2 separate regions of the Homo sapiens genome follow, and region 1 is linked to region 2. A link is a contact called in ENCODE Hi-C or POLR2A ChIA-PET data. All regions are on one chromosome and are shown on one strand. Each heading gives the region's core, a stretch centred on a gene start or an enhancer-like site at or near the end of the contact. The rest is flanking DNA. Distances are from core to core; before and after follow the strand shown. Region 1 holds the start of STAT5B (signal transducer and activator of transcription 5B). Region 2 overlaps CAVIN1 (caveolae associated protein 1).

The links. Hi-C counts contacts between places; a loop is a spot of excess contacts on that map. ChIA-PET counts read pairs that join two places held with the same protein, here RNA polymerase II (POLR2A). Pooled maps may share reads with other maps.
Region 1: a loop to region 2 is called in a pooled map, with 2.8 times the contacts of the local background. The contact joins the promoter of STAT5B here to the enhancer-like site in region 2. A Hi-C loop is called at or near these places in 3 of 37 single-sample maps with no recorded cell type and 10 of 50 pooled maps. POLR2A ChIA-PET finds 5 or more read pairs at or near these places in 18 of 52 experiments (A549, AG04450, BJ and 14 more).

The regions. Positions count from the first base shown.
Region 1 is chr17:42,274,831-42,278,525 of GRCh38, reverse strand. STAT5B (signal transducer and activator of transcription 5B) reads left to right here and starts at 2,135. Exons shown (of 19, transcript NM_012448.4): 1 at 2,135-2,278. RefSeq lists a silencer at 1,893-2,502.
Region 2 is chr17:42,405,619-42,409,174 of GRCh38, reverse strand. The region is part of intron 1 of CAVIN1 (caveolae associated protein 1); the gene reads left to right. Among named protein-coding and RNA genes, the nearest start is that of CAVIN1, 16 kb to the left of the region's middle. RefSeq lists an enhancer at 2,815-2,864. Within about 2 kb of position 1,499, at least 26 of the 41 ENCODE cell types and tissues checked have a DNase peak (open chromatin) inside an H3K27ac peak, as active enhancers do.

The sequences.
Region 1 (3,695 bases), core at 886-3,385, 130 kb after region 2:
AAAAAAAAATCATCACACCCTTGACCTCCCAGGCTCAAGTGATCCTCCCACCTTAGCCTCCTCAGTAGCTGGGACCACAGGTGTGTGTCGCCACACCGGGCTAGACCCTGTCCTCTTAATGACTGCATAGTCCTTGTAACCTCCATTTGCATTCCTAGAGCATAGCATTTGTTCCAAAAATATTTATTGAGTGTCTGTTCTGGGCTTGAACACGAGTAGGAGGATTTAAAAGTGAATAGCATATTGCGTCTGCCCTTGGGGACAGAGACAGAAACATGAAAACATGAAATTGTCCTTCAACACAAGAAGTGCTGTAATAGAGGCATGAATAACGCGGTGGGAAACAAGGAGGGAGGTCATGCTGCCTGAAGCAAATGTCACCGAAGGGCAGACATCAAGAAGGCAGGACATTCCAGGCAGAGGGAATAGCATGTGTGCAGGGATGAAAGCTCACAAGAAAGAGAAACATGAGTCAGGTGCGGTGGCTGATGCCTGTAATCCCAGCACTTTGGGAGGCTGAGGCGGGCAGATTACGAGGTCAGGAGTTCGAGACCAGCCTGGCCAACATGGTGAAACCCCGTCTCTACTACAAAAATACAAAAATTAGCCGGATGTGGTGGTGTGCGCCTGTAATCCCAGCTACTCAGGAGGCTGAGGAAGGAGAATCACTTGAACCCAGGAGGTGGAGGTTGCCGTGAGCTGAGACCGCACCATTTCACTCCAGCCTGGGCAACAGAGAGAGACTCCGTCTCAAAAAAAAAAAAAAAGAAAAGAAAAAGAAAAGATAAAAGAGAAATATGGAGAACATGGAGCACCTGAGTGTCAAAACATCATGGGCAGTAACTGTCAGGGAGATTGCCAGAGAGCTCGGGGTTGGTTGGCGCATCCATCCTGCTTCCTGCTTCCTTCTCTGGCCTCCAAGCTCCCTGAACCTACTCTGTGCAAAGCACTGTGCCAGGTGTTGGCCCAGAGTATGGGACTGCAGCAGTGGCCTGGGTAGCGGAGAAGGGTTTTTTGACCAGCTGGAGACCTTTGTGGCTGGTGTCATTCTGGAGGTGAAGAGAAGGCCGCTGGAAAGAGCTGCCCAGGGAGGACTATGGGAGAACTTGCAGCTCTGGGCCATCTCTGGACATGAACGTTTTGCATACACACAGGGGAGCTCTGTGTGTCTGAGTGGGGGCGGGAGGGGTCCTTCTCTCTCTTTTGGCCCCTGCAGCTTGGCTTCTGGAGCTTTCCTATGTCTTGCTTTAGTGCTAGCCCTTGGAGGGTTGCCAGGGAAACCGCTGGCCAGCTCCGGGAGATAGACGTAGCAGAGGAAAGGAGAGTGGGTGACTCAGCCTGGCTTCCCACAACCGCAACCCCCTCCTCAGCACGTGGAAAGGATCTGGGGGACCCCCTTCCCCTGGATCCTACAGATGACCCTGTTTATTCTTTCTTCTCTAGAGAGAGCAGTCCCTCCCGCAGCTCTGACTGGTGGGAGCCAGCCAGATTTTCCCAGGAAGGGAACCGGCCCCAGGCGCCCCGTCCCCCGTAGGTTCACCCTGGAACTCGGACAGGTGAATTCGGCCTGGGCGAATGTGAATTCCTGCCGTGCCCATGCAGGCGGCAGGAGCCCTGGCTGAGACGCCCTCCCGGGGGCAAACCCAGGATAATTATTGATCGGGGCCCCTGTGGACTTCTGACCTCGGCCTCGGCGGGAGAGGACCCGGAACGCGGGCCTGGGCTCCCAGGGAGAGAGGTGGGCGGGCCGCGGAGGGGGCCAACCAAAACGACCACGACAGTGCGCCCTAGCCCTGCTAGTGGTGGTCGACCCAACCCAAACAAAGCAGCATGTGCTTGCGGTGCGGCGTCGGCTAGGGAGCCGAGCCGGGAAGACACCCCACCGCCGCAGAAAGGGGGTGCGCGCGGCGCCGGCACCGGCACCGCCGAGCGCGCCGCCACCTCGGGTGTGCCGAGGGGGTCCGGGTCCTTCAAGGGCGGTCGCGGAGGGGGCGCGAGGGACAGCGGGCTAGCGAGCGCGCGCCGGGCGGAACCAGGAAGCGGGGCGCGCTCCGGGTTGCCAGCGGCGCGCGTCCCTGGGCCTCCGCGCGTGAGCGGCGCGCGCGCCCCCGCGGGCCCCGGCGGGAGGAGAGTCGGCGGCCGGAGCCGTCACCCCGGGCGGGGACCCAGCGCAGGCAACTCCGCGCGGCGGCCCGGCCGAGGGAGGGAGCGAGCGGGCGGGCGGGCAAGCCAGACAGCTGGGCCGGAGCAGCCGCGGGCGCCCGAGGGGCCGAGCGAGGTAGGAGCTGCGGGGCGAGCCCTGGGCCCGGGGCCGGGGGAGCCAGGCCGGGGAGCCAGCCCGGGCGGGGCCCGCGCTCCAGCCGCTCAGCCGCCCGTCAGGGCCGCGCCGCCGCCATCACTCCCGGGCCGCGGTGGTTGCGCGCTGGGCGAGGGGCGCGCGCGGGGAGAGGGGGTCCGGGTTGGCTGCCGGGGAGGCTGAGGGCAATGCGGGGTGCGCGAGGGGGACTTGCGAACGCCGCGGCGCCGCGGGGGGCGTGCGCTTTAAAGGCTGCGTGCGCGTGTGCTGAGTGGGTGTGTGGGGACCCCGCGCCGACCCCATAGGAGCTCAGGGGGCTGCTGTCAGCCGCCTCACACCTTCACGTTGCAATTCCGAATATCCCCAGCCGTCTTCCTTGCTTTAACTTCTTTCTTTCAAAAGAGGTTCCCGGGACTCCGGGGATGGGATGAGCCTGCGGGGGTGCCTGGTGCGGTGGGGGGTATTAGCAAAGCTTCAAGAAACAGGGCCTTATAAGGAATCAAGACAACAAATACGAACGTTTCGATAAGACTCTGGGGGGCGGGATCCCACATCAGGACCCGCCAGGCCTGGGCTCGTGCGTGTGGCCGTGGGATGCAGTGTGCTTTTTCTTTCTAGTCAGGGATAAAGGGTTAAAAGTGCTCCTGGTGTCGGGGGGTAGATATGGAGAGTCGGAAGGGGAGTTGTATCACAAAAGCTGGTCTGAGGCTAAAGGAATCTGGCAAGATGGTCGGGGTGAACAAAGAGGAAAGAACTCACACGGAGCAAGAGGCGGTTGCAAACACTTGTAGCCAGCAGTGATGGAAAAGCCAAAGAAGAAAACCAAGTGTCAGCTTTTAGAAAGACGGGATTAATGAAAAGCACAAGAATTTTAAAGACTAAAAGAGATACCGATTCTCTCTTTGCCAAAGAGCCAGAGTCAGTTCTTTTCTTCTTGGTCCCTGTGATCCCGCCATACCTCGTATCAAATAAATAGTGCCAAAAGTGGGTCAAAGAATGTTAGAGCTGGAAAGGAACCCAGCGATGATGCCATTCTTTTATTGTACAAATGAGGAAACTGAGGCCCAGATAGGTGGAGTAAGTGGCCTGCTCAGGTGACACGGCTGTTTGTTGAGTATCCAGGGATTGAAACTTCAAGGACTCTGAGATTCGTGCTCTTCCCAAAGCATCGTGCAGTATACAGATCTTTGCCTAGATACAATTCCATACATTTTCTCTGCAGTGTCCTCAGGGAATGCCCTTTGAAAGGGCCAGCGTGACACTGAATATCATACTTGGGCTTATGTCATTTTTTTCAGTCTTCAAGTGGTGTTTATGGTCTGCTTGGATCTTAGGTTTCCAAAGCTGTTGGATAGCCGCCTGGGCCATAATAAGCTTTCAGCTGTTGGGTCTACATTAT
Region 2 (3,556 bases), core at 250-2,749:
GACCTGTAATCATGCCACTGCACTTCAGCCTGGTTGACAGAACAAGACCCCATCTCAAAACAAACAAACAAAAACACAAAAATGGCCAGATGCGGTGGCTCGTGCCTGTAATCCCAGCACTTTGGGAGGCCGAGGTGGGAGGATCCCTTGAGGTCAGGAGTTTGAGAACAGCCTGGCCAACATGGTGAAACCCTGTCTCTACCAAAAAATACAAAAACTAGCCAGGTGTGGTGGTGCATGCCTGTAATCCCAGCTACTTGGGAGGCTGAGGCAGGAGAACTGCTTGAACCCAGGAGGCAGAGGTTGCAGTGAGCCGAGATCGCGCCACTGCACTCCAACCTAGGTGACAGAGTGAGACCATGTCTCAAAAAAAAAAAAAAAAAAGGCCGGGCACGGTGGCTTAGGCTTGTAATCCCAGCACTTTGGGAGGCTGAGGAGGGCGAATCACATGAGGTTGGGAGTTCAAGACCAGCCTGATCAACATGGAGAAACCCCGTCTCTACTAAAAATACAAAATTAGCCAGGTGTGGTGGCACATGCCTGTAATCTCAGCTATTTGGGAGGCCCAGGCAGGAGAATTGCTTGAACCTAGGAGGCGGATGTTGCGGTGAGCCGAGATCGTGTCATTGCACTCCAGCCTGGGGAGCAAGAGCAAAACTCCATCTCAAAAAAAACAAAAAAACTAAAAAACAAAAACCTCCTCTCACTAGGATTGCTTCCTTATGTTGTAGTTTGAGACCTTTCATGAGGCACTAGGAAGATGGCATTGGCTATAAGAAGTCTGCAGCTCTCTCCCCAGTCCCATTCACTTCCAAGTTCAGCTGGCAAAGACCTTTATCTAGGAAGCCACAGGCCAGGAAAACCAGCCAGCTCAGCCTTTAGGGGTGGGGTGGAGCAGGCAGCAGGGGTAGGGGAGAAGCGGGGGATGCTGGGGGTAGGGCAGAGAGACAAAGTGGATTTGTTTTCCAGCAGCTGGGGCTGTTTCCTGACTATTCCCTGCCTGTCACCCTTAATCCCTCCCTAGCCTATTCACATTGTCTGAGTTTAGTGAAAGGAGGGGCTCTCTCCACCCTTTGGTGGGGCGTGGGTGGGTTTTTAAGTCTGGGAGGTTATGAAGGAAAGATCAGAGCTGAATTTTTTTTAATATATATATATACTGGGGCTGCAGGTAAATTCTGGGTGGAGATGGATGAAGAGGGTTTAGATCCTACAATGATGTATAAGTCTTAAATGATATGCACTCCAGTAGCAGGCAGGGTAAGGGTGATTGTAGGAGCCCCAAAGTGAATGACTGGAAATCAGAGGGAATGCAAAGAGAAGTTGAGACTCTCCTACACTCAGAACAAGGAAAACACCCTTCAATGCCTCAGTGAATGATAAGAGGCAGAGGGATAAACAAAATGCCCTAGGATTGCCCATGATCTGCACTAAGCCGTCTATGGCAGGTAGAGACTACAAGTCCCAGCATGCCCTGTGCCCAGGTCACCTTGCCTGCTGGGAGGTGTAGTTGGGTAACAGAGAGCTGGAGGTGGCTTGGTGCCCAGCAGAGCTGATGCCCAGATGAGAGAAGAGGTGGAGCCAGCATTCCCTCTTTGTCCCTGCTAATGCTATTGACAAGAAGGGAAGGAAGTTGGGAGAGGGTGTTCCTAGTTTTCAGTGTAAACCAGGAAACTCTGGGGGGATGTTGATGGGAGGGAAGAGGAAAGAGGTTGGGGGCTGGGGAAGGAATTTCTGTAGCAGGTGGTGCAGAGATACCGAGCAGCCTATGTATAGGGGTGTGTGTGTGTGGTGTCAGTGAGAGGACTCAGTTTATGTTGCCTTAATTTCTTAGGGGACAGGATTTTTCTTATAATTCTGGGAAATGGTCTTCAGAAAACCCTTTAGAAAAGCGACTATCTCTCGTTCCTTCATTTGAAGTCACTAAAGGGAGTCTGGGCCAAAGAGATCCTATTGATGATCTTGGTCTGCCCTTTCCCTTTCTGTGCTCAGCCTCCCCTGCTCTCTGATGAGGGTGGAGGTGGGGGAGGGAGTGATCCAGAGATTCTGAAATGTTGGCCAGAGTCAAGATCTTGGAAAATCTTCCCGGAATGGAAAGCAGTTCTGGTGCTAAGTCCTCCAAGGAGAAGACAGAAAAGCAAAGAACTGGTTCTGAGCTCCAGGGTCATGGGGAATCTGAGACCACCCATCCTACTCCTAGACCCCTGAGCTCAGGCTTTGTGCTGGGGGCAGGGGGTAGGGAAAGCAAGAATTGAAAAGTAATCTCTCTTCTATCCCAAAGTAGGGAAGTCACAACCAGAAGAAATGTCCAGACTGGGGAGAAAACATGTCCGTGGCTCCCAGCCAGCTTCTTCCTCTTTCCAATATCAATTTCTAAATGTGGGGGAGGGGGAGAATGACCACTGGTGGAGCCAAACAGTATGAAGGAGTCAAAGAAGGTGGAGGTGGGGGAGGGTGGACCACAGTTCTCCATCTCTAAGGCTGGTTCTGAAATAGCTTGAGGCCAGGAGCAGTGGCTTATGCCTGTAATCCCAGCACTTTGGGAGGCCAAGGCGGGTGGATCATTTGAGGTCAGGGGTTCGAGACCAATCTGACCAACATGGTGAAACCCCGAGTCTACTAAAAATACAAAAAAATTAGCCAGGTGTGGTGGCGCATGCCTGCAGTCCCAGCTACTCAGGAGGCTGAGGCAGGAGAATTGCTTGAACCTGGGAGGCAGAGGTTGCAGTCAGCAGAGATCGTGTCACTGCACTGCAGCCTGGGCGACAAAGCGAGACTCCATCTCAAAAAAAAAAAAAAAAAGAAATAGCTTGAGTCTAGGAAATGCACTTCCTTTACTTTACCTGCTTGGGTGGGTAGGTGCAGCTGTGGGCTCAAACCCCTACCCGCTTTCAACTTAGACACTCCCACCACTTGCTTTTCGGCCTGGCTCGGGCAGTGTGCGATTTGCGGCACCAGAGGGCGCTCCGCCCATTTCCAAAGTGGAGCTGTGTCTCCCGAGGGCCGTAGTGGTTTAATATCATCTACGGGTGGAAAGGGATCAGGACAGGGTTGGACGACCACAGAGATTTTAGCCCAAGTGCAATTATTACGCAACCCCATCTCCGACCCGAAGTTTGGTCCCCTGCTCCCGCGGTCTGTTTAGTCACCATTCGTTCAACACACATGTTTTTTAGAGAATGGCGGCGCGAGGCCGGGCGCAGTGGCTCACGCCTGTAATCCCAGAACTTTGGGAGGCCGAGGCGGGCGGATCACCTGAGGTCGGGAGTTCGAGACCAGCCTGACCAATATGGAGAAACACCGTCTCTATTAAAGATACAAAATTTAGCCGGCGTGGTGGCGGGCGCCTGTAATCCCAGCTATTCGGGAGGCTGAGGCAGGAGAATTGCTTGAACCCGGGTGGCGGAGGTTGCGGTGAGCCAAGATCGCGCCCACTGCACTCCAGCCTCGGCAACAGATCGAGACTCCGTTTAAAAAAAAAAAAAAAAAAAAAAACAAGGAGAGAGAGAGAGAAAGAATGGCGACGCGGGGTTGGGGGGCCGGAGATGGGTGATATGTT